2 separate regions of the Homo sapiens genome follow, and region 1 is linked to region 2. A link is an interaction called in ENCODE POLR2A ChIA-PET data of the cell type or tissue named here. Cell type or tissue: MCF 10A. All regions are shown on one strand. Each heading gives the region's core, and the rest is flanking DNA. Links, peaks and the distances in the headings are about the cores only. Region 1 overlaps ARFGEF3 (ARFGEF family member 3). Region 2 overlaps ARFGEF3 (ARFGEF family member 3).

Evidence for each region. ChIA-PET counts read pairs that join two places held together with the same protein. Peaks named below come from ENCODE experiments on the same cell type or tissue, not always from the same donor. Only the 100,000 strongest peaks of a DNase experiment are listed, where the experiment ranks them.
Region 1: POLR2A ChIA-PET joins it to region 2 with 6 read pairs; 3 of 35 experiments call an interaction of 5 or more read pairs at or near these places.

Annotation. Positions count from the first base shown.
Region 1 is chr6:138,192,194-138,203,869 of GRCh38, forward strand. The region is part of intron 2 of ARFGEF3 (ARFGEF family member 3); the gene reads left to right. Among named protein-coding and RNA genes, the nearest start is that of PBOV1, 20 kb to the right of the region's middle. In MCF 10A, for the core only: no CTCF peak of the experiment used is centred there; no DNase peak of the experiment used is centred there.
Region 2 is chr6:138,244,656-138,256,331 of GRCh38, forward strand. It overlaps ARFGEF3 (ARFGEF family member 3), which reads left to right. Exons shown (of 34, transcript NM_020340.5): 8 at 858-936; 9 at 9,225-9,329; 10 at 10,781-11,114. Among named protein-coding and RNA genes, the nearest start is that of PBOV1, 32 kb to the left of the region's middle. RefSeq lists an enhancer at 6,565-6,734. In MCF 10A, for the core only: no CTCF peak of the experiment used is centred there; a DNase peak (open chromatin) is centred at 6,456.

The sequences.
Region 1 (11,676 bases), core at 1,763-9,762, 53 kb before region 2:
AATCAGCTGTCGGGGCCAGGCAAGGTGGTTCACGCCTGTAATCCTAGCACTTTGGGAGGTCGAGGCAGGTGGCTCACCTGAGGTCAGGAGTTCAAGACCAGCCTGGCTAACATGACGAAACATCGTCTACTAAAAATACAAAAATTTGCCAAGTATGATGGCAGGCACCTGTAATCCCAGCTACTTGGGAGGCTGAGGCAGGAGAATAGCTTGAACCCGGGAGGTGGAGGTTGCAGTGAGCCAAGATCGCACCATTGCACTCCAGCCTGGGCAACAGAGCAAAAACTCTGTCTCAAAAAAAAACTAACCAAACAAACTCAGCTATGAGGTCTCTTCCCTGGCTCTATCTTTCAGAAGGCAAATGGTGCCACAAGTGTGTGCATCCCTAGGCCTAAGGGCTGGCCATGAAGCAGTTAACTGCAGTGATTGTGGGTTGGGATTGGTCTGCAGGCTGAGGTGTCCATGTTGCTGAGACCCCTTGCAGGACAAGACAGAGCTGGGGCGCTCCAGAGCACTGTAAATGTTAGGCTGGCCCTGGGCAGTCAGGACTTTGACTAACATAGCTTCTTATCAGATCATTCTAACACTGCTTGAGATAGGTAATATTAGTTCCATATTTTTAGATGAAGAAAGTAAGGGTTGAAGAGGTGAAATGCTTAGCACACAGGTTGCCATTGTCAGGGCCTGAATTTGACCAAGAGTAGTTTGACTCCAAACATTTTTTTTTTATGATAGTCTGTTTTCTATCCATTTGCTACATTGTAGCCAGAGTTCCATTTGGTAGAAAATGTCTAAGATTACATTATTCCTTTGATTAAAAATCTTTCATTAGCTCCTCATTTTCAACTGGCTAAAGGTTAGTTTCTCTGAATGGTATGCAAGACCCTTCAAAAGCTGGCTCAAAGCTCCTTTGTGAAATCATTTCACACCAGTCTTCCCACTGTGACTTCCCTATCAGGTCACAATGGGACTTTGGCTGCTCCACGAACCCCCTCTGTACCTTTGCATTTACAATCTCATTTGGGAATGTCCTTTTCTTCTTCACTGAGCTGACCAAGTTCCATTGTCTCCTGCAGTTCAAGGCCTAATGAGTATCACCTTTTTATGAAGACACTTGCATTTTTCTAGACAAAATCTCTCCCACTCTCATTATACTTCTATAGTTGGTTGTGTATACCTTCATACAAGTGTCATTACCTTGTACCTATGTTTCCATATTATCACATGTCTGTTACTTCCTCTAGACTATGGGTTCCATATAGGCAGGAACCGTGTGTCTCATTCATCGTTATGTGTCTAACATTTCACACAGCGCCTGGACATGTAGTAGGCTAAATAAATATTTATTAAAGAAATGCTCTATTTATTACTAAAACTCTTATGTACTTCTCACAAATGGATTATTAGTCATTTAGGAATGCCAATTTTAGTTCTGACTGTTGTGTTAACTGGTAATGGATTGGTTTCATAAGGCATTTTGACACCATACCTGGAAATTTTTATTTCCTAGAAAACTGTTACTTTAGTTGACCATTTTGCAGTCATGGTACTTAATTTATAAGAAATTATAATACATCTATTTATACATTATTTGTGAGCTTTAATAGGCCAGTGAGTCTTGAAGAGAATATGAAGTCAGTCTTTTTTTCTCAAAATTATTAGTTTTGTTTTGCTTTTAAGTTACCTGTCTTTTGTAGCATAGATGTTTCTGAAAGATATTTATGCCATAGAGTTGTCATTTTTTTAAGAGGTAGCTCTACAGTTGCATAAGGTTATCAGCATATAAAAAAGACGATGGAGCCGGACGCGGTGGCTCACGCCTGTAATCCCAGTATTTTGGGAAGTGGGTGGATCACCTGAGGTCAGGAGTTCGAGACCAGCCTGAACAACATGATGAAACCCCGTCTCTACTAAAAATACAGAAATTAGCCAGGCGTGGTGGCGGGCGCCTGTAATCCCAGCTACTCAGGAGGCTGAGGCAGGAGAATCACTTGAACCCAGGAGGCAGAGGTTGCGGTGAGCCAAGATCATGCTACTGCACTCCAGCCTGGGTGACAGAGCAAGACTCCGTCTCCAAAAAAAAAAAAAAAAAAGATAGTGATGGTATTTTCCCACTACTTTTCTCTTGTTCCATAAAATTAAAGTGTTTGTGTTAGGAACCTGCTGCTGCTGCTGTTTGCATTTGCCACTCCTTGGCGGAAGGGCGCTGCTCCTGCTGGAGATTCCGGGCAGGGTGCTAACTCCAGATTGCCAGCTGGAGCATTTTCATCATGAAAAAAATCATTAAGTAACAAAATGCATGTGTTCTGTGATCCAGGGCAGGGCAGAGCAATTTCCATAGGCATGTTTCATACTGTCAGTATATCCACACTCTAAGGCTGAAAGCTTGATTGTAGGAAAACATGTCACAGAAAGGAAAGAAGCAAGGTTAAGTAGACTGATTTTAAATGACGTATTTGGCTAAGGTAACTGTATTTTAGGATCACAAGCCTCACTTCAGTCAAGAAGGCTTTAGGGAGAGGAAACAATTCAGGAAATGTTTGAAAGATGGTAAGGACATTTCTCTAGGGAGAAGAAAAAGAGAAGCTATTCCAGGAATATTGCTCAGTTATTGATAAATTGGAAAGGGTGGTGACTGGATAGAGGAGATGAAGTTAGCATGGAGGAATTCAGGAAGGATGACATTGAGGCCATTAAGGGAAACAGGCATTCAGTGTTCAGGCCATAAAGCTTTGAAGGAAAGGTAGAGCATGTGCATGTACTTGTAGGCTCAAACTAACTTCACCTTTTCCCTAATTTTTTTTTTTTTTTTTTTTTTTTTTTTTTTGAGATGGAGTCTCACTCTGTCTCCCAGGCTGGAGTGCAGTGGCGTGATCTCGGCTTACTGCAACCTCTGCCTCCCAGGTTCAAGCGATGTTTCTGCCTCAGCCTCCCGAGTAGCTGGGACTACAGGTGCACACCACCACATGCAGCCAATTTTTGTATTTTTTAGTAGAGATGGGGTCTCACCATGTTGACCAGGCTGGTCTTGAACTCCTGACCTCAGATGATCTGCCCTCCTCGGCCTCCCAAAGTGCCAGGATTACAGGTGTGAGCCACCGCACCTGGCAACCTTTTTCCTAATTCTGAAGGTAACATGTTTTATTCTTGAAGATATTTAAAATGTAGAAACATGTAAATAATAAAACCAAAATCATCCACATTCCCAAAAGGCAAAGTGTTGGGGGAAAGTTCTTTCCAATCTCTCCCCCTCTCCTCTGCCTATGCTGTATGTGTGTGCAAGGTTTTATTCAAGAGGACAACCATGTACGGTATATAATCTGCATGATAGTCTCATATTTTTGTATAACATTTTCAAAGTATTTTCCTGTGTCAAAAAAACTTTAGAATACTTTTAGTGATTATGTATTATTCTGTTCTATAGATGTACTGTGATTTGTTTAACCTCAGTTACATTATACATAAAGATACAGTAAACATCTTTACATAGAAAACTTTGCTATTATCTGTGACTATTTTCTTAGAAAAGGCTCCTAGAAGAGGAAACCCTAGTTCAAGGCATACCAATATTTTAATTTCTTTATATATATTGACAAAGAGCTTCTTACGAAAACCTTAAAGAGCAGACGCTTTCCACGGTGCCATGAGAAGTGGCTGTGTGAGGAATTAAGTGTGTCTGTGGGGCTGAGGAGCAGCTTACAGCATTTCACGGCAGGAAGTTGTAAAATTGACATGTGGGAGATAATGTGAGGAAATGTTAAAATGGATTGACAATGGACAGAAAGAAAGGAGTGTCTTGGTAAAAAAAAAAAAAAAGAAAAGAAAAAAAAAGATCTTCACTGGCTTGCTGTATGTAAAATGTTTAACCTCATTCTTGGAATGTAGTTTGAGATTGACAAATGGTAACCATTAAGGTCTCATGTGCTAAGGCATGAGCTCAGGGGTCTGGTGCCTGCCCTGCCTCTTGTCCAGGAGTGATTTTTTTCTCTTTCCCTCTGTCCCTCATCAGTAAATGCCAATAATACAGTCATGCATGACTTAATGATGGGGATAGGTCCTAAGAAATATGTCATTAGGCAAGTTCATTATTATGCAAACATCATAGAGTGTGCTTACACAAACCTAGATGATACAGTCTACTATACACCTAGGCTGTAGGCCTATTGCTCCCAGGCAACCTGTACAGCATGTTACTGCATGAATACTGTAGGCAGTTGTAACACAATGGAAAGTGTTTGTGTAACTAAACATAGAAAAGGTACAGTAAAAATGAAATACGGAAGATAAAAAATGGTACACCTGTATAGGGCACTTATGAATAGAGTTTGCAGGACTGGACGTTGCTCTGGGTGAGTCCGTGAGAGAGCAGTGAGTGAATGGGAATGCTGAGGACATTATTGTACACTGCTCTAGCCTTTATAAACACTGTACACTTAGGCTACACTAAATTTATTTTTAAAATGTTGTTTCTTCAATAGTAAGTTAACTGTGGCTTACTGTGACTTTTTTGATCCTTTAAACTTTTTAATTTTTTAACTTTTTGATTCTTTGAAGTAACACTTTGCTTAAGACACAGATTGTCAGTTGTACAAAAATACTTTATATCCTTATTCTATAAGCTTTATTTTCTTTTTCTTTTTATTTATTTATTTATTTTGAGACGGAGTTTCGCTCTTGTGGCCCAGGCTGGAGTGCAGTGGTGTGATCTCGGCTCACCGCAACCTCCGCCTCCCGGGTTCAAACGATTCTCCTGCCTCAGCCTCCCAAGTAGCTGGGATTACTGGCAGGCACCACCACGCCCGGCTAATTTTGTATTTTTAGTAGAGATGGGGTTTCTCCATGTTGGTCAGACTGGTCTCAAACTCCTGACCTCAGGTGATCCACCTGCCTCAGCCTCCCAAAGTGCTGGGATTACAGGCATGAGCCGCCATGCCCGGCCTTTAAGCTTTATTTTTTAATTTTTAAACTTTTTGTTAAGAACCAGGACACAAACACACATTAGCCTAGACCTACACAGGGTCAGGATCATCAATGTCACTGTCTTCCACCTCCATATCTTGTCCCACTGGAAGGTCTTCAGGGTCAGTAAAATGCATGGAGCTGTCATCTCCTATGATACCAATGGCTTCTTCTGGAATGCCTCCTGAAGGACCTGCCTGAGGCTGTTTTACAGTTAACTTTTTTCTTTATAAGTAGAAGGAGTATGCTCTAAAATAATGATAAGAATATAGAAAATACATAAATGAGTAACATGGTTGTTTATTATTATCAAATGTGATGTACTGTACCTAATTGTATGTGCTATGCTTTTATACAACTGGCGGCACAGTTGATTTGTTTACACTGGCATCACCACAAACATGTGAGTATAGTGTTGCATGATGTTAGGACAGCTATGATAGGAAATTTCCCAGGTGATAGGAAATTTTTAACTCCATGATCATCTTATGGGACCACCGTGGTCCGTCATTGACGGAAACACCATTGTGCGGCACATGACTGTATTTGTCCATCCTTATTGAGTGGTTGTGAGAGTTGTTGGGATCAAGTGCCTGAGCTCTCAGCACGGTGACTGGCATGCTGGAGGTTTTAATGATGGCACTTCCGTGACTCAACTGCCACTCTCCTTACATCAGTCAAGCTTAAGAAGTATTTTCTTCAGATTATGCAAGTATACTCTAGAGTTATTGTATTAAAATCGGTACAAATGGAAAGTATAAAAAAAGAAAAAATTCTCCCATGCCACTATCTGGAAATACCCACTGCCAACATTGAGCTGAGCTCTTTCTTAACTAATGCCCTAATTGATTTGCATTGGTGTATATTTATGTTTGTTTTTCTGCTTGTTTGGATTTTTCTTATATACATGTGTGCTTTTTATGAGAAAATCATGGACAATAAAAGTTGATGTCTTGAGGTAAAGTATAGGCATAACCATTTTATATTATTTAGAATTATTTCTACTAGATTGAATCATGAAATTGCCAATATTCAACCTCTTCTGACCTACACAAATGCCAATTTCATATGCTCAACTTAATAATTGCAATAGGCTTGCTAAAAAACCTTGAAAGCCTGCAGGAGAAAAGGGATTTTGTGTTCACAGCTATATCCCTAGGGCCTGAAACAGTGCCTGATGGGTGAATCCAATCTTTGTTTTGAAATAGAAAAGCATTGATACTGATAAAAATAATTTCATTAAAATAGAAATGAAATGGAAACATTTTAACTGCACTGTAGAGAAAATCAATTAAGGAACCAATTTAGTTCCAGTTGGCTCAATGGAATTGGCCCTGGCAAAAGCTTAATCAATGAAAATTCATCAATGTTGGTGTAAACTGTTTAAATGTAAAGGACCCATATTCATTAACATGAATAATAACAACTTGAGTGTCACCACAGTGAGGGTAGAAACCTTTCATATGCAAATTAGGAAACGGCATGACTACCAGGAAAGGTGCTGGCTGTGGCTTGAACTCAGCAGCTAGTTCCAAAGCCAGATTTTTTTCCACATATCCAAACTGCCTACACCTTCTCATAACTACACACCAACTGTCAACATAATGCATTGCTTCATGAATTATCACTCGAAATAAGAAAGTTCACATTATTTGTTTGATGCCTGTCCCCATTCTTAACATAGTGGACCTTTGAATTACCACTTTAAAGCAGTGTGCCCTACGCATAGTTGGTGGGAGCTGACTCTCCGTGTAGACGTTATGGCGTAGGCTTGAGGACATAGATTTTCAAAACAAATTGGCCTAGCCTAGGCATGGCAGCACATGCCTGTAATCCCAGCACTTTGGAAGGCTGAGGTGGGAAGATCATTTGAGGCCAGGAGTTTGAGACCAGCCTGGGCAACATAGTGAAACCCTGTGTCTATTTAATATTTTTTTAAAAGAAAAGAGATGGTCTAAGTCTGCATCACACTCTGTCATTTGCAAACGTATGACCTTGTACAAGTAACCTAATCTCTCTTAGTTTCAGTTTGGTTGAAAATTAAATGTCTACCTTCAAAAGTTATAATTAAATAGTAAATAGGGACATGTGTAGCATGTTACTTTGTAAGCCACATCTAAGCCATTTCAACCAGACCTATGATTATGATGTGAAGAAATTCAGACAGTTATTTGATAAATGGCTTAGATCACAGAATCCTAGAATTTTAGAGTATAAGCAGACCTCAGAAATGTAAGATATCTTTGTGCCTCTTCTCACCCAGAGCATCAAAGAGGAATCAGCCTAACATTCAGGAATGTATTTGGGGTTACTTAAAGTTCGCATTTTCCCAATATTGATTCTACCCATCCATGAGCATGGGATGTGTTTCCATTTGTTTGTGTCGTCTATGATTTCTTTCAGTAGTGTTTTGTAGTTTCCCTTGTAGAGATCTTTCAACTCCTTTGTTAGGTATATTCCTAAATATTTTATTTTTTTGCAGCTATTTTAAAAAGGATTGAGTTCTTGATTTGATTCTCCACTTGGTCACTGTTGGTTTATAGAAGAGCTACTGATTTGTGTACATTAATCTTTTATCCAGAAACTTTGCTGAATTCTTTTATCAGTTCTAGGAGCTTTCTGGAGGAGTCCTTAGGGTTTTCGAGGTAAACGATCATACCATCAGCAAACAGGGACAGTTTGACTTCCTCTTTACTGATTTGGACGCCCTTTATTTCTTCCTCTTGTCTGATAGCTCTGGCTAGGATTTCCAGTACTATGTTGAAGAGGAGTGGTGAGAGTGGGCATCCTTATCTTGTTCCAGCTCTCAGAGGGAATGCTTTCAACTTTTAGCCATTCAGCATTATGTTGGCTGTGAGTTTGTCATAGATGGCTTTTATTACATTAAGGTATGTCCCCTGTATGCCAATTTTGCTGAGGGTTTTAATCATAAAGGGATGCTGGATTTTGTCAAATGCTTTTTCTGCATCTATTGAGATGATCATGTGATTTTTGTTTTTAATTCTGTTTATATGGTATATCACATTTATTGATTTGCATGTGTTAAATCATCCCTGTATCCCTGGTATGAAACCCACTTGATCATGACCATGCTGCCAAAAACAATCTATAAATTCAACACAATCCCCATAAAAACACCACCATCATTCTTCACAGAGTTACAAGAAACAATTCTAAAATTCATATGGAACCAAAAAAGAGCCCGCATAGCCAAAGCAACACTAAGCAAAAAGAACAAATCTGGAGGCATCACACTACCTGATTTCAAACTATACTATAAGGCCATAGTCACTAAAACAGTGTGGTACTGGTATAAAAATAGGCACATAGACCAATGGAACAGAATAGAGAACCCAGAAATAAACCCAAGTACTTGCAGCCAACTGATCTTCAACAAAGCAAACAAAAACATAAAGTGGGGAAAGGACACCCTTTTCAACAAATGGTGCTGGGATAATTGGCTAGCCACATGTAGGAGAATGAAACTGGATCCTCATCTCTCACCTTATACAAAAATCAACTCAAGATAGATTAAGGACTTAAACCTAAGACCTGAAACTATAAAAATTCTAGAAGATAACATTGGAAAAACCCTTCTAGACATAGGCTTAGGCAAGGATTTCATGACCAAAAACCCAAAAGCAAATGCAATAAAAACAAAGAAAAATAGCTGGGACCTAATTAAACTAAAGAGCTTTTGCATGGCAAAAGGAATAGTCAGCAGAGTAAACAGACAACCCACAGAGTGGGAGAAAATCTTCACAATCTATACATCTGACAAAGGACTAATATCCAGAATCTACAATGAACTCAAACAAATCAGTAAGAAAAAAACAATCCCATGAAAAAGTGGGCTAAGGACATGAATAGACAGTTCTCAAAAGAAGACATACAAATGGCCGACAAACATACAAAAAAATGCTCACCATCACTAATCAAGGAAATGCAAATCAAAACCACATTGCAATACCACCTTACTCCTGCAAGAATGGCCATAATCAAAAAATTTTAAAAAGTAGATGTTTTTTGTGGATGTGGTTATCAGGGAACACTTCTACACTGCTGGTGGGAATGTAAACTCGTACAGCCACTATGGAAAACAGTGTGGATATTCCTTGAGGAACTAAAAGTAGATCTATCATTTGATCCAGCAATCCCACTACTGGATATCTACTCAGAGGAAAAGAAGTCATTATTCAGAAAAGATACTTGCACACACATGTTTATAGCACCACAATTCACAATTGCAAAATCGTGGAACCAACTCAAATGCCCATCAGTCAATGAGTGGATAAAGAAACTGTGGTATATACATACAATGGAATACTACTCAGACATAAAAAGGAATGAATTAACAGCATTTGCAATGACCTGGATAAGATTGGAGACTATTATTCTAAGTGAAGTAACTCAGGAATGGAAAACCACACATCGTATGTTCCCACTGATATGTGGGAGCTAAGCTATGAAGACGCAAAGGCATAAGAATGATACAATGGGCTTTTTGGGGACTTGAGGGGAAGAGTGGAAGGGGGTCGAGGGATAAAAGACAACAAATATGGTGCAGTGTATACTGCTGGGGTGATGGGTGCACCAGGATCTCACAAATCACCGCTAAAGAACTTGCTCTTGTAACCCAATACCACCTGTACCCCAATAACTTACGAACAAATTTTTTTTTAAAAAGTTCACATTGGTGCTTGTATTGAAAGATAATTATTGGTAAATCCTAACTCTTCCTTTGTTCCCTATTTTAATTTCCCTTTGTCCATTGTTACCTGTTAGCCTAATAAAGCTGGTCTGTTAACCATGACTATGCAGTTAAGGAAATAGGTTCAGTCTCCTTGACATGACCAGATGCAGCATCACAGTGCGGATGATGCCTTCCTCATGCATATGCAGCACTGCTAATTATTCTTCTTTAAGAAATAATGGCATGTCAGGACATGAAACCTGGGGGCCACTGCCTTTATTTAGTTAGGCAAGAATAAATTTGCACGTGCCTGTGCATAAAAAATAATCGCCTAATGTAATCGAATGTTGGTTTTTGCTATGCCCTTTTCCCAATGAGGCAGCATCTAGAAAGATCAAAAGATGATTTATTCCAGTACAGTGTGTGCAAAGGGGATTGAGTGTGTGCCATGTTGCATTTTCATTATAAATTTCGTCCTGAGACCCAATTAACAGGCCTGTTTTCTCTTTCATTAAAATCACTTTTAGAAAAAAAATGAAGGTAGGAGGGTTTTTATGATATCACAGAGCAAGCAGCAAAATTAGTTATGCCCCATGAATTTCCTTCTTTTGCATATGGGTTCATTTCCAATTGAAGTCAGGGTCTGAGGCTTGTGATACTACTCTAGGGGCTGCTGGGTCTGAGGGGATGAGAGGCCTTGGATACAGATTATTATGGCCCTGCTGCCAACCATGTTACTACTACAGTAAACTGTTTTCATTCACGTTGATTTTTGTTAGCTGTTTAAGAGCATTAGACTGGTGGGTACACTTTTGTTCTTACTAGTATTTACTAGCAAAAAAAAAAAAAAACCCTGTTTTTAAGCATTTCATTTTAAGTAAATATCTGTTTTGTTGTTGCAGATACGGTCAGAAGCAACTACTTTGCAATAAATAGCACTATTGACGTAGACATTTTCTTAAAATATTGGTCCTCAATTTCAACAATAGAATTTTATTTACTATAAAATTATAGTAGCCTACACATACACCTACACACACACACACATGCACACACACCCACACACACACACACACATAGCTACCCAGGGCTCAGTGTAGCATCTCTTCAAAGGCAGTCCTAGCAGAACCCCAGCCAGGTTACACTGCCCTCTTCTCTGATACAGACCTTGAATGTTGAGCAGAGCTCTTTACCCTAAGGATAGGGACTCCTAACTTGGGATCCATGTAGAGTCGAGGTTTGGGGACCTGTGGATTCCCTGAAATGATAGGCACCCTCCTCTAGGAAGAGGGTCCTTTGCCAGATTGTGTGTATGTGTGTGTGTGTGTGTGTTTAAGAACTAAAATGGGTTAAGAAGCACATCTATTCTAGTTTTGCTCTGATCTTATGAGACCAAAGGAGGTTGGAAGGAACTTGGTCTTGGGAGTCAGATGAATTTGGGTTTGAGTTGTCTCCAACACATTTTAACTGTGTGGCCTTGGGCAGGCTACAAAACCTTTCTGAACCTCAATTTTCTCAAATTTAGAATAAGGGCAAGAAGGTTGTAGTGAAAGTTAAGATGAGATAAATAATAAGTGCTAATCTTCATTTTTCTTTCTTTGTCCCATGAATACTAATGAAAGCAGGTGCCTGTTGTGACCTGTTCTTGCTGGCTCTTCCCTAGCTCTCAGCATGCTGCCTGGCACACAGGAGGCACTCAAATATTGAATGGATGATCGGATGGATGGTTGAATGATGGAGTGCCTTGGTTTAATATCCAGATGAAATCTTTGTCTATAGTGATATTTCCCCAAATCATTTATCTTCTTTTTTTTTAAGACCAAGTCTCACTCTGTTGCCAGGCTGGAGTGCAGTGGCACGATCTTGGCTCACTGCAACGCCTGCCTCCCAGGTTCAATGATTCTCCTGCCTCAGCCTCTTGAGTAGCTGGGACTACAGGCCCACGCCACCATGCCCAGCTGATTTTTTTGCATTTTTAGTAGAGACGGGGTTTCACCATGTTGGCTAGGATGGTCTCTATTGCT
Region 2 (11,676 bases), core at 1,994-9,993:
AACAAAGACCATGTGCCCTGCAGATACTCAACAAATAAAGTAGGTAAAGATTTGGCTAAATTATTTCACCCCATTTTTCTCTGATTTCTTAGTTCCAAAGCCCATCTTTTCCCATGCTACCTTATTTTATCTCTCTGTGATACCATTCTAAACAGCTCAGAAGACCCAGAAATTCAAGGGTCAGAATAAGGAATACACACATAGACCACTGGCCTAAATATTAAGAAAATTCTTGTCCATCAAGATGTTTTTGAAATTACTAAATTTCTCTTTGTTAAGTGTGAGTGATTTTTATTAATAAGAAACAATCTATTTTCTTTCTGGACTATCTTTTGCGTGTTTTGCTTTAGAAAGAATAATTATAAGCCAGGCGCGGTGGTTCATGTCTGTAATCCCAACACTTTGGGAGGCCGAGGTGGGTGGATCACCTGAGGTCAGGAGTTCAAGACTAGCCTGGCCAACATAGTGAAACCTGTCTCGACTAAAAATACAAAAAATTAGCTGGGTGTGGTGGCAGGCGCCTGTAATCCCAGCTACTTAGGAGGCTGAGGCAGGAGAATCACTTGAATTTGGGAGGCGGAGGTTGCAGTGAGCCAAGATTGCGCCACTGCACTCCAGCCTGGGTGACGGAGTGAGGCTCTGTCTCCAAAAAATAAACAAACAAACAAAAGAATAATCACACTTAATTCTTATCATTTCTGTGATCATCACTTTGGTGGCCTAAGGGCTTCTCCACATCTGAAAATCATCTTTTCAGTCTCAAAAACCATCTAAAGTGGAGGATGGGAAGGATGGTTCAGGGAGCTCGTCGTGCCCCCTGTCGATGTCTCATGCCTGTAACCTCCTCTGTTTTGAAGGGTCAACAGTAGAGTCCCTCTGTGATGATGTTGTCTCTGTACTCACCGTCCTGTGTGAGAAGCTGCAAGCCGCCATAAAGTAAGTGCCCTAACCACTGCCGCTTTTCTTTACCAGTGGTCTACTTCTGAAATAACCTTTGTCTGCAGCATCACTTCAAATTATGGATTGTAAGATTATAGGGACAATAGTTTCCCCCCTCCACACCCTAAACGCTGTTATTTACTAAGGAATATATTCTGAAAGTTGGTGCAGTTCAAATAACCAAATACCATTACTAGAGTATATAACTTTCTGATGTGACAATGGGAAGATGATACCTTACAGAGAACAATTGCTTCATGGAGCATGAAGCTGAGTGGGAAGAATCCTGGGCTGAGTGCTGGTTGGTATGAGAGCCAGTCCTGTCTCAGCCAGATCTCAGCTGTGTCCCGGTGCCTGACTCTTCTCATCAAACCATGCTGCCCTTTCTTCCTCTACCAAATGACAGCGTTGGACTGTGCTCTATTTCTTCTAACATTCCAGAGCCTATGAGCTCACACAACTGTCTTTAAAAAGAGCATGTTACTCTTTTACTTTTTTTTGTTTTGTTTTGCGTATCAGCTTAATCAATATCTGAGTTCACTTAGGTGATGCCTGCTGCTCCATCTTTCCGTGCAGTCATTAACAAGACAACCTATGCACCTGTAGTAAAGCCAAATCATAAAACACCAGACTTTCAACATGGGGCGAAAAGTCTCCACCAGCTACATATGCCATGAATTGCAAAATTCTACAACACATTACAATTCTGAAGTGTCCTTTGAATCATGAAAGACATTAAACTATCATTCATTGGTAACTAGGACATCTGATAATGCAGAAAACTCACTTGTTGAATTTTAAATGCAGTAATGAGTTGGGAGAAATAGTCTAGTTGTAGGCAAGAATGAGGACTCTCACTTTGCTGGAAACATTGCAGAAACTCATTTTGTTATTTGTTTTGCTTTTGGTTTCTCAGAAATTTAGGATTTTTTAAAGCTAAACATGGAATTACTCTTAAAAGTTGTTGCCAAATGGTTTCTTCGTCAATTCTTCTGTTGTTCCTGTAAGTCACCTCTATATTTTGACCAAAGTAAGCTCTCTTTATTGAGGCACTTCAAGGCACAAATAGAAAATAAAATAGTGGTACCAGGGTTGGGGTAGGGGAGAGGAAACGGGGAGATATAAGGCAAAGGATTCAAAGTAGCAAATGTGTAGTTGAATAAGTCTAAAGATCAAATGTACAACTTGGGGATTATAGTTATTAATAGTGTATTGTATTCAGGATTTTTGCTAAATGAGTAGCTTACAGCTGCTCTTGCCACTGGGATGTGGATGGGTAGTGGGAGGAAATGAGTAACTGTGTGAGATGATGGATATGTTAATTTGTTTCACTATAGTAACCATTTTACTATATATATAAATCCTATAACATCATGTTGTAAACCTTAAATATGCACAATAAAGTTTATTTTTAAAAATGAAAAAGCCTATATAATACATGGATAGCATAAACCAAAAAGAAATAGCACTTAACTTTTTCCCTACCCCCACCCTCAAATTTCTCCCATCCCTGGACCCTGGCAGGCTAGGCAGACAGCAGGTCTGGGCTTCCCCTTGCTCAGGAGGGCTGAGTCCTACAGCAGATGGATGTAAATAGTTCCTGCTGTACCCTGCTTAGGTGCCCATCTTTCCTGACCATGGCGTGTTGGAACAGTGGAGCTGGCACTCAGATTACCATCCTAACTGAGGGCTCTAGCACCAACTGCAGCGACCCCATCTGTAAGGCCCCTATGCCACCTGCTTTGCTTGGGACAGTCCCAGATTTTACCTGTTGTGTAATAATTATAATTACCCTCCTTCACTCTCAAAGGTGTTCTGGTTTGGATAGGTCATGTGTTCACTCTACCCATCAATGACCAGAGGTCTGATCTGTTCTAGTGCTAAGTCCTCATCCCCGTCCAGTTCCCCTCCATCATAACACAGACAGCTGGTATAGCAGAGTTGGAATATGTTTCTATTGGCATATTTTCTCCTGAGACCCAATCAAGAGTGGTGTTTAATCACTATTGGCTCAACTACATTATCTTTGTTGGATTACCTGGGTTAAAACCCACGCTTTGCCCCTTACTGGCATGTGACTTTGGACAAAGATCTGAACCACCCTAAGTCTGTGTATCCTATAAAATAATTAATAGACTATTTCTTATGATAATTACTATAATATTGTATAGAATATAATATCAGTCATATAAAACGCATTCATGTTTTTGTAAGATTGAGTGAGAAAATTCACTTAAAAGACTGGGAATGCCCATCAGCCAAAGAGCTCCAGGAACACCTGAAGTTAACAGGATTCATTTTAGTAACTTCTTATATGAGGGAGCCTGTCCACCACGGGAAACCACAGGACAGTAAAAGGGTGTTAGGAAGGGTTGTTATAGGATTTTAACATGAGTTAGGTGACTTAGAATGGGTTAAAAATTGAGCGTTCTGTTCAAAGATTGGGTGCTGTCAGAAAGTAGGCGCAATTCTAGCACTGGGCATCTTAAGTTTTTCTAGCAGACAGGATGAACAGATGGGAGCTAGAGTTGTCATAGAAGAAGAAGTGGGAGTCAGTCATAGGGGAGAGGGACATTTGTTCATTTTTGTGGTCATATAGAGCCCTTTTAAAAAAGAAGACCTCTGTTCAGGCATGGCCGCTGATTGGCTTTCATCCTGTTCCAGCGCAGTCATGGTGAGTCCTCATCTGATCTTAACCCTGTGAACTTGTTTGTGTTCACCAGGGGACACCACAGCCTCGCCGGTGGCAGCCAGGTACTTCCAGCTGTCGGGGGTGCTTCTCCCTTACCCCTGCTCCACCCCCAGGTCCTAGCATTGGCAGGGAATAGAACGAAGACCACCAGAACTACAAAAAATATAAAGACTGCATTTGTTACTTCACAAGCAAGGGAAAACTAATTAGCTAAACTTTTTTTCTGAGTAGTTTTCTAAGGGAAAAATCTGGAGTTTTTAAGTGCTAGAAACGTGGGAGAGGCTCATGGTAGTTATGCCAGTTAGTAATTAAAACCTAGCTAGAGGTCAGGAGTTCGAGACCAGCCTGGCCAACATGGTGAAACCCCATCTCTACTAAAAATACAAAAAATTAACCAGGCGTGGTTGCAGGTGCCTGTAATCCCAGCTACTAGGGGGGCTGAGGCAGGAGAATCGCTTGAACCAGGGAGGCAGAGGTTGCATGAGCTGAGACTGCGCCATTGCACTCCAGCCTAGGCAACAAGAGCAAAACTCCGAAATAAATAAATAAATAAAATAAATAAGTCCCCTAGCCAGCAAGATAAGGCAGAATGAGTCTGTAGGCCCAACACGGATAGGCTTAAAACATACCATTGTTCCTTAGTCAGAAAAGAGTCTTAGAGTAGGTCCAGTGAATGCCTGGCATTCTGGGGTTCAAGTTCATGGTTCTTTAAACCTGGATGGTTCCAGCCACCCAGGAACCCCCATCAGCTCCAGGAATCCCTCTCATGTAGTAAATATTTGACATACATTTGCTTTAAACTGGTTTGTTTGCTTTTAGAATAGTTGCTGCTAATTCTAGTCATCACACAGTTAAGAACACTGGGCTGTGTACATCAGAAATTTGACTGTAGATTGTTAGGAAAATGCATTGTACAAACAAACACTGCAAATGCACACACATACATATTAGAAACTAAAGGTTGTAGATTTCAATCAGTCACTGAAAAACAAAGCATTTCTTAACCACATGACTTAAGAATAGGTATTTTGTTTTTGTTTTGTTATTATTATTTTTATTTTTTGAGACAGTCTCACTCTGTCGCCCAGGCTGGAGTGCAGAGGCGTGATCTGGGCTCACTGCAACTTCCACCTCCTGGGTTCAAACAATTCTCCTGCTTCAGCCTCCTGAGTAGCTGGGACTACAGGCATGCGCCACCACACCCAGCTAATTTTTTATATTTTTGGTAGAGGCGAGGTTTCACCATGTTGGCTAGGCTGGTCTCTTGGTGGCTAACTTCTGTAATCCCAGCACTTTGGGAGGCCCAGGTGGGTGGATCACTTGAGGTCAGGAGTTTGAGAATAGGTTTTAAATGGAGAAAAGAATTCATGTGCATATGTTTCTAGGATTTCTCATTGTACATTGGATCAAAGATGGCTTTAGGCATGTTATTTTAGAGCTTAATGATTTTATAGGATTCTCAGTCTTGTTTGATTTTCCAGTACAATTCCCCTGGTCATAGTTCTGCCTCTAGAAATTGATTGCTTTGTATGATTTTGGTATTTGCCATCACGACTCCATTACCCTAAAATGGGGGCCTTTTGCTAAAGATGCTGGGGGCACAGGATGCTTAGCATAGCTGTAAGGGAAGACCTTTATGTCCACCTGGTAAGATAGTCCCGTGCACCAGCTGCTCTCAGTCTGGTGCTTCTGTTCATTCTCCTTGCTAAGTTTTTACTTGTGTACCATTGCTTCTGATTTTACTAACTTAATTCCTTTATTTCTATTAGCTAAACTGGATGCCTCTTCTACTCTCTGAATAGGCGATTCCTCTGAAATCACACCAGAATCAGTATTTACTAACCTCAACAGCCATTTCCAAAATCAGTGCCTCTTAGGGCTTTAGCTCTGTAGGGGTGTGTGTTCATGATATGCTTGGACTCTTGGGAGGATTCAGAAAATGTATTCAGGTACGCAGAACACTCCCTCGCATGCCTTGGAGATGTGGTATTAATAGAATCCTATGTTAGGCAAGTTGAGTTACATGATGCTTTTTAAATCCAAGAATTTCTGGAAGGATAATTGGACTTAGAAAGATACTTACTTATTCTCTGCCTGTTTCCCACCACTCTTTCCCTGCTTCTCTCTCCTCCTAGAACAGAGAATGTTAGAGCGAAACCTATACCAACGCAGGCTTGGAATAGATGGGGCCTGCCAAAGCATTCCCACTGTCTGTCTTAATTCCATTTCACTCCTTACACACTTAATTTCTTCTCTCCTTTCTTTAACTAAATTCAAATCTATTTCTAAGGAAAGCAAAGTCAAAATGGTTCAAAACAAAACTCTAAGAGCTCCAGAGATACAAAACGTGCTAGGCTGCCCTCCCAGTAGCCTTGCCAGGAGGGGTGGCTGCTTTGCCTTCACGGCCTGCGGGTCCACGCCTGAGCGTTGTTCTCCACAGATCGTGCACCTGGGAAGAAGTTCAGTGATGAGCAGAGAATGAGACCAGCAGATACTAAGCCTGCCAACCATGAAATGCTCACAGAAAAGACCAAGAAAAGTGACTTACAGCCCTCCTAAGTAGACAGATTTTTCCCTCATGTGTTTTGAAAGAGTTGGCTGGTTTCTAGGTTACTTTTTGCCTTGTGCATTCTACTTACTTGTTTGTACAAGGACAGCTTTTACACGCATACATGCTGCGTACGTGCGTGTGTGTATCTAGTGGAAGGTGCTTACGTTTTAAACAGCTCCTTTAATGGTGTGACTCATGCATGGGCACGATCATCTGTTTTCCAGACTGCCGCAACCCACGGAAAAGCTGCTGCGTTCAGTCTCCAAGGAGACTCTCAGGCCAGTTACCTTGGCAATGTGTTCCCTGTCAGCGAGTCTGATAACCTGGGGGTTGAAGTATTCACCATGGCACACTTTGCCAATAGCTTGATGACTCATAGCTTTTCTATGGACTTATTTCCAATGATTTCAGAAATTGAGAGTCTTTCCTGTCTATAGTTGTTTTCGTTTTGTGATGCTAGACTGACAGTTTGAAAGAAAAAGAGAAATTTTTGAATTGGAGCATTTCATAATTTTTCTTCTTAATAACAGGTCAAGTGATTGGTCAGAATGATTAACTGAGACTACAGTGAAGGCAATCCTTCCAGAAGTGATTTTTTAAATATGGCTTACAATTGACACCATGGCCCTCTGATTTGTCCTGTCCACTCTCTTCCTCGTAAAGCAAACAAATTGAACATTCTGAAATACAGATCTGGTCATATCACTCTTTTACCTCCAGATAAAGTTCCAGACATCTTAGTGTGGCCTACAGGACCCTTCCTGATCGGGCCTCTGTCCACCTCTTGGGCTGATACCACCCTCACACCCTGTGCTTTAGCCACAAACCTCTCAGCCCAAATCCCTTCCTCCTCCACCCTGATATTTTGTCACACCTTTTCCTCTGCTTCACCATGCCACAGTCTCCTACTTGAACTTTAGGATCTACTAAGACAGCATGTCCTGTGGACATTCTTTCTAAGAAGTTGCTCCTGCCATATGGTCTCATAGAACCTTGCGTTAAGGTATTCATTCACAGCCCTTCCTACCAGTGCTTTATCTACTTGCTTATATGTCTGTCCAGTCCCGTAAGAGTGAAGAAACATGCTGTTTCATGTCAGGAGCTACGTCTTGGTCAAAAGCATAGGGAAGCTTGTAGGACTAGAAGCCTAGAAATGTGAAGTCCTTACCTGGCTCAAGAATGGCTCATCATTTCTTACTCTTCCTCCATCCATCACCTTCCTCTTGGCAAATAGTAATAACTTTTGTGGAGACTCAGCCTTTCCCCATTTCTTCTTCCACCCTCAAAGGGCGTGGTAGACAGAGTATATCCAAATATAAGTGGCATTCCCTTCTACAGAATAATAACATTATTTAATCACTATACAGCTTTCTTTGGACAAGGGAGATTTTAGAATATGGGTCAGGAACCTTTTTCTATAAAGGGCTACAAACTGTCTCTTTGTTTTTGTTTAGTTCTATAAACCTTAAAAGAAAATAAAAACAGTATTTTTAGTGGACAGACCATGGAAGAATTTTGACAAAGGGCTTTAGAGCATAATATCAATGTCAGTGTATTTAATGGCACATAAATACTAATATCAATGTCAGTGTATTAAATGGCACATAAAGGACTCCACCCCCTCACTATCCTCTGTCTTACAATTGTGTGGTCTTTCTCAATTTGGCAGTTGTGTGGATGTAACCTCTGGCCTTAGCACTGTCTACTGTTAACTTTTCTTTACTTCCTTCCTATCTCTTCAAGTTTCTAGTTGGCCTGCATGAGCCTTTCTGTTCCTTCCACCCCCTTCTCCTGGGGGTAATTTGAACTGTTAAAGACACTAGACTTCCTGACTTCCTTTGGACATTTATTTTAAATTAGGAGAAAGAGACATAACCAAAAATTATTTTTATAAGCAAGTTTTTCCTTTTTCTGAGTATTCCCATCCCACATTACTGAGTGAACTCTCTAAAAAAGGATTTATTATATATTTGCAATAAACATGTCCCTGAAAATTAAATTCTTCCTTAGCCCTATCTGTCACTCTTGTCACCTGCCTGGATTTTAATACTTTCTGGTAGGCTGGGCAGAGAAGTTAATCTGGATATTAGGAATGTGTTCCCCATAAAGCTGTCTGTTCTCTTCATCTGGCTCTGTTCCTCTATGAGGAACCCCATAATGATAACTTGGACACAAAATAATTTCTCCACTGAAAAATCATGTTTCCTCAGTAAAGAAGAAAAGTCTAATGCAAGTTCACAAAGTGTTCACCAATGAAAAGATAATGTGGTAAATGGTCTCTTGAAAGGTTTAGATAATATAAAAATTAGCATTTCTGCCATAAACTATGGACTTTAGTTAATATATCAATTTTTTATTAATTGTGGCAAGTGTACTATACCAATGTAAGATTTAACAATAGGTTCAATATGATAAATGTTTCATGGTCAGTTTTTCTATAAATCTCCAAGTGCTCTAAAAAGTAAAGTTTATTAGTTAAAAAAAAAAAATCACCCCAACTGTATTATCTTGCTGAGGCTGCTGTAACAAAGTGCCATAAACTGAGTACCTTAAACAAGAGTTTATTGTATTACAGTTCTGGAGCCTGTACATTCAAGATCAAGGCGTCAGTGGGGTTGGTTCCTCCTGAGAGGTGAGAGAGAAGGATCTCCTCAGGCTTCTCTCCGCGCCTTGTAGATGGCTGTCTTCTCCCCGTGTCTCTTCACACTGTCTTCCCTCAGTGAATGTCTCTGTGTCCAAATTTCCATTTCTTTAAGGACAGAGTCATGTTGGATTAGCATCCCCCCTAGTGAACTGAGTCTGACTTGATCACCTCTGCAAGGACCTATCTCCAAATAAAGTCACATTCGGAGGTGCTGGAGATTAGGACTCCAACCTATGAATTTGGGGAGAGAGACACAGTTCAACCCATAACACTAACCGTCCCCCTAAAACTAGCACTTTAGTAACGCCTACCATTTTTCCGAGCGTGTTTCCACACATCACCTCTTTAATTTTGCCTTGTCTTTTGTCTGCATTTGTGTCGGTTCTGCTCTTCTGCAGTGACAGCCAGCAGCTGCAGCTTCTCTACCTGGAGTGCATCCTGTCTGTGCTCAGCAGCTCCTCCTCCTCCATGCACCTGCACAGGCGCTTCACGGACCTGATCTGGTGAGCACCCACTCCTGACGCCCCGACGCTGATGCCAACCCAAGGGCTGCTGCTGACTGTGTCTCTGGGTCCCTCTCCATGAAGTCCATGACCCACCAGTAGTAGTTTCATCTGTGCGTAAATGTCTTAGAGGGAAAGCAGGGAAATTGTGGCCAGGTGCAGTTGTTCACACCTGTAATCTCCGCACTTTGGGAGGCCGAGGCAGGCATATTGCTTGAGGCCAGGAGCTCGAGACCAGCCTGGGCAACATGATGAAACCTCGTCTCTCCTAAAAATACAAAAATAGCTGGGCATGGCAGTTGTGGGCACCTGTAATCCCAGCTTCTTGGAAGGCAGAGGCATGAGAATTGCTTCAACCTGAGAGGTGAAGGTTGCAGCGAGCGGAGATAAAGCCACTGCACTCCAGCCTGGGTGACAGAGCAAGACTCTGTCCCAAAAAAAAAAAAAAATTAAATAATAATAATAATAATAGGCCGGGCCCAATGGCTCACGCTCCCTGCACTTTGGGAGACCTAGGTGGGCGGATCACAAGGTCAGGAGTTCAAGACTAGCCTGGCCAACACAGTGAAACCCTGTCTCTGCTAAAAATACAAAAATTAGCTGGGCATGGTGGCGGGTGCCTGTAATCCCAGCTACTCGGGAGGCTGAGGCAGGAGAATCACTTGAACCCGGGAGGCGGAGGTTGCAGTGAGCCGAGATCGTGCCTGGGCAACAGAGCTAGACTCTGTCTCAAAAATATATAATAATAATAAAGCAGATAAATTGCTTTGTTGACATCCATCAGACCAAACTCCGCAGAAAAACTGATGATGATTATGGCAGAATATGCTTCCAGGGCCGTCTTTGGTTTATATCATAGGATCATGAGAGACCAGAACCAGAAAATTTTTCTGTGTTTTCAGCTCGTTCAAAAAGCATGTAACTTATGCAGGGGGCAAGAGATACTGAGCTTTACTCCTAGCCCTAGCTCCATCTCAACACGAATACCAGTCTCTTAATCATAGTCAGAGATTCCCAGAAGTGACAGGCCCCACAGGCAGCCAGCTGGTTGTTCTGGGTCCCTGGGCTTATCGACAGGAAGGAAGCCAAATGATAGGTGTCAGTATGGAATTTGCAATTAACTTCTCAAATGAGAAATCATTTTGTTATTTGTAGTAATATGAAACTTTATAACAGCCATTTAGCATTTTGAGTCCATTTCTTCACTTATGATGGTTTCTTAATGCTTCTCTTATATTTTATTTCATTCATGCTAGCTCAATTTATGAGGAAAAGTATTGTTGAAATACCTAGAAATGTTAAAGAGACTTAGAAAACAGGCAAAATGTAGCCAAAAGAAGAAGAAGTAAAGAGCCGCACTCTTGTCATTTCTATGGCATCTGTTTACTCGCAGAGTAAATTTTATCATTTGGCTCGTGGGGAAAGTTACTTTTCTCACCATCTCTTCCCAGGAAAAACCTCTGCCCTGCTCTCATCGTGATCTTGGGGAATCCAATTCATGACAAAACCATCACCTCTGCTCACACCAGCAGCACCAGTACCAGCCTGGAGTCGGACTCTGCGTCTCCGGGAGTGTCTGACCACGGCCGAGGATCAGGCTGCTCCTGCACTGCGCCGGCCCTGAGCGGACCTGTGGCTCGGACTATCTATTACATCGCAGCCGAGCTGGTCCGGCTGGTGGGGTCTGTGGACTCCATGAAGCCCGTGCTCCAGTCCCTCTACCACCGAGTGCTGCTCTACCCCCCACCCCAGCACCGGGTGGAAGCCATCAAAATAATGAAAGAGGTGAGGAGGCACTGGAGATCGCCACCAGGTTTACAAGGGGGCCTGACCAGCGTTTCGCATACAAGAAGCGCTCAGAAAAGGCTTGCCAATCACTTGCCGGAACTTCATTACTGCCTCATGGTGTCCAGTAGCGAATGCTGTCTCTAGAGTCAGTGCGTGTGTACATGTATTGCGAGCTGGGGTAGGAGGGGTCAGTGATGCCCACTGATGCAAAACCGTTTGAGAATCGAGCTAGTGCTTGTTAAGACTCTGTTAGATGTGCACCAGACCAGGCCCATGCTGAGATTTCATTCTTCTACCTTACGTGCTGTTTGTGCAGATATATGTGTTTATTCGCCTTTGCCAACATTAGATTTCAAAATGATTTTATACTCAGGTTGCACATTATCCAACAAAAGAGCTCTGCCAGTCTCTGATTGCTAAGAGGAATCCCTTTGTCCCATTCTTTTGCCTCATTTCTCCCAAATGTCATGACCCCAGCAAGAACATACAGGTTGTCCAGATTGCAATAGCCATCCCAGTGTGCTACTTCATGGTTTTGAGGCAGAATTAGGGTTATTCT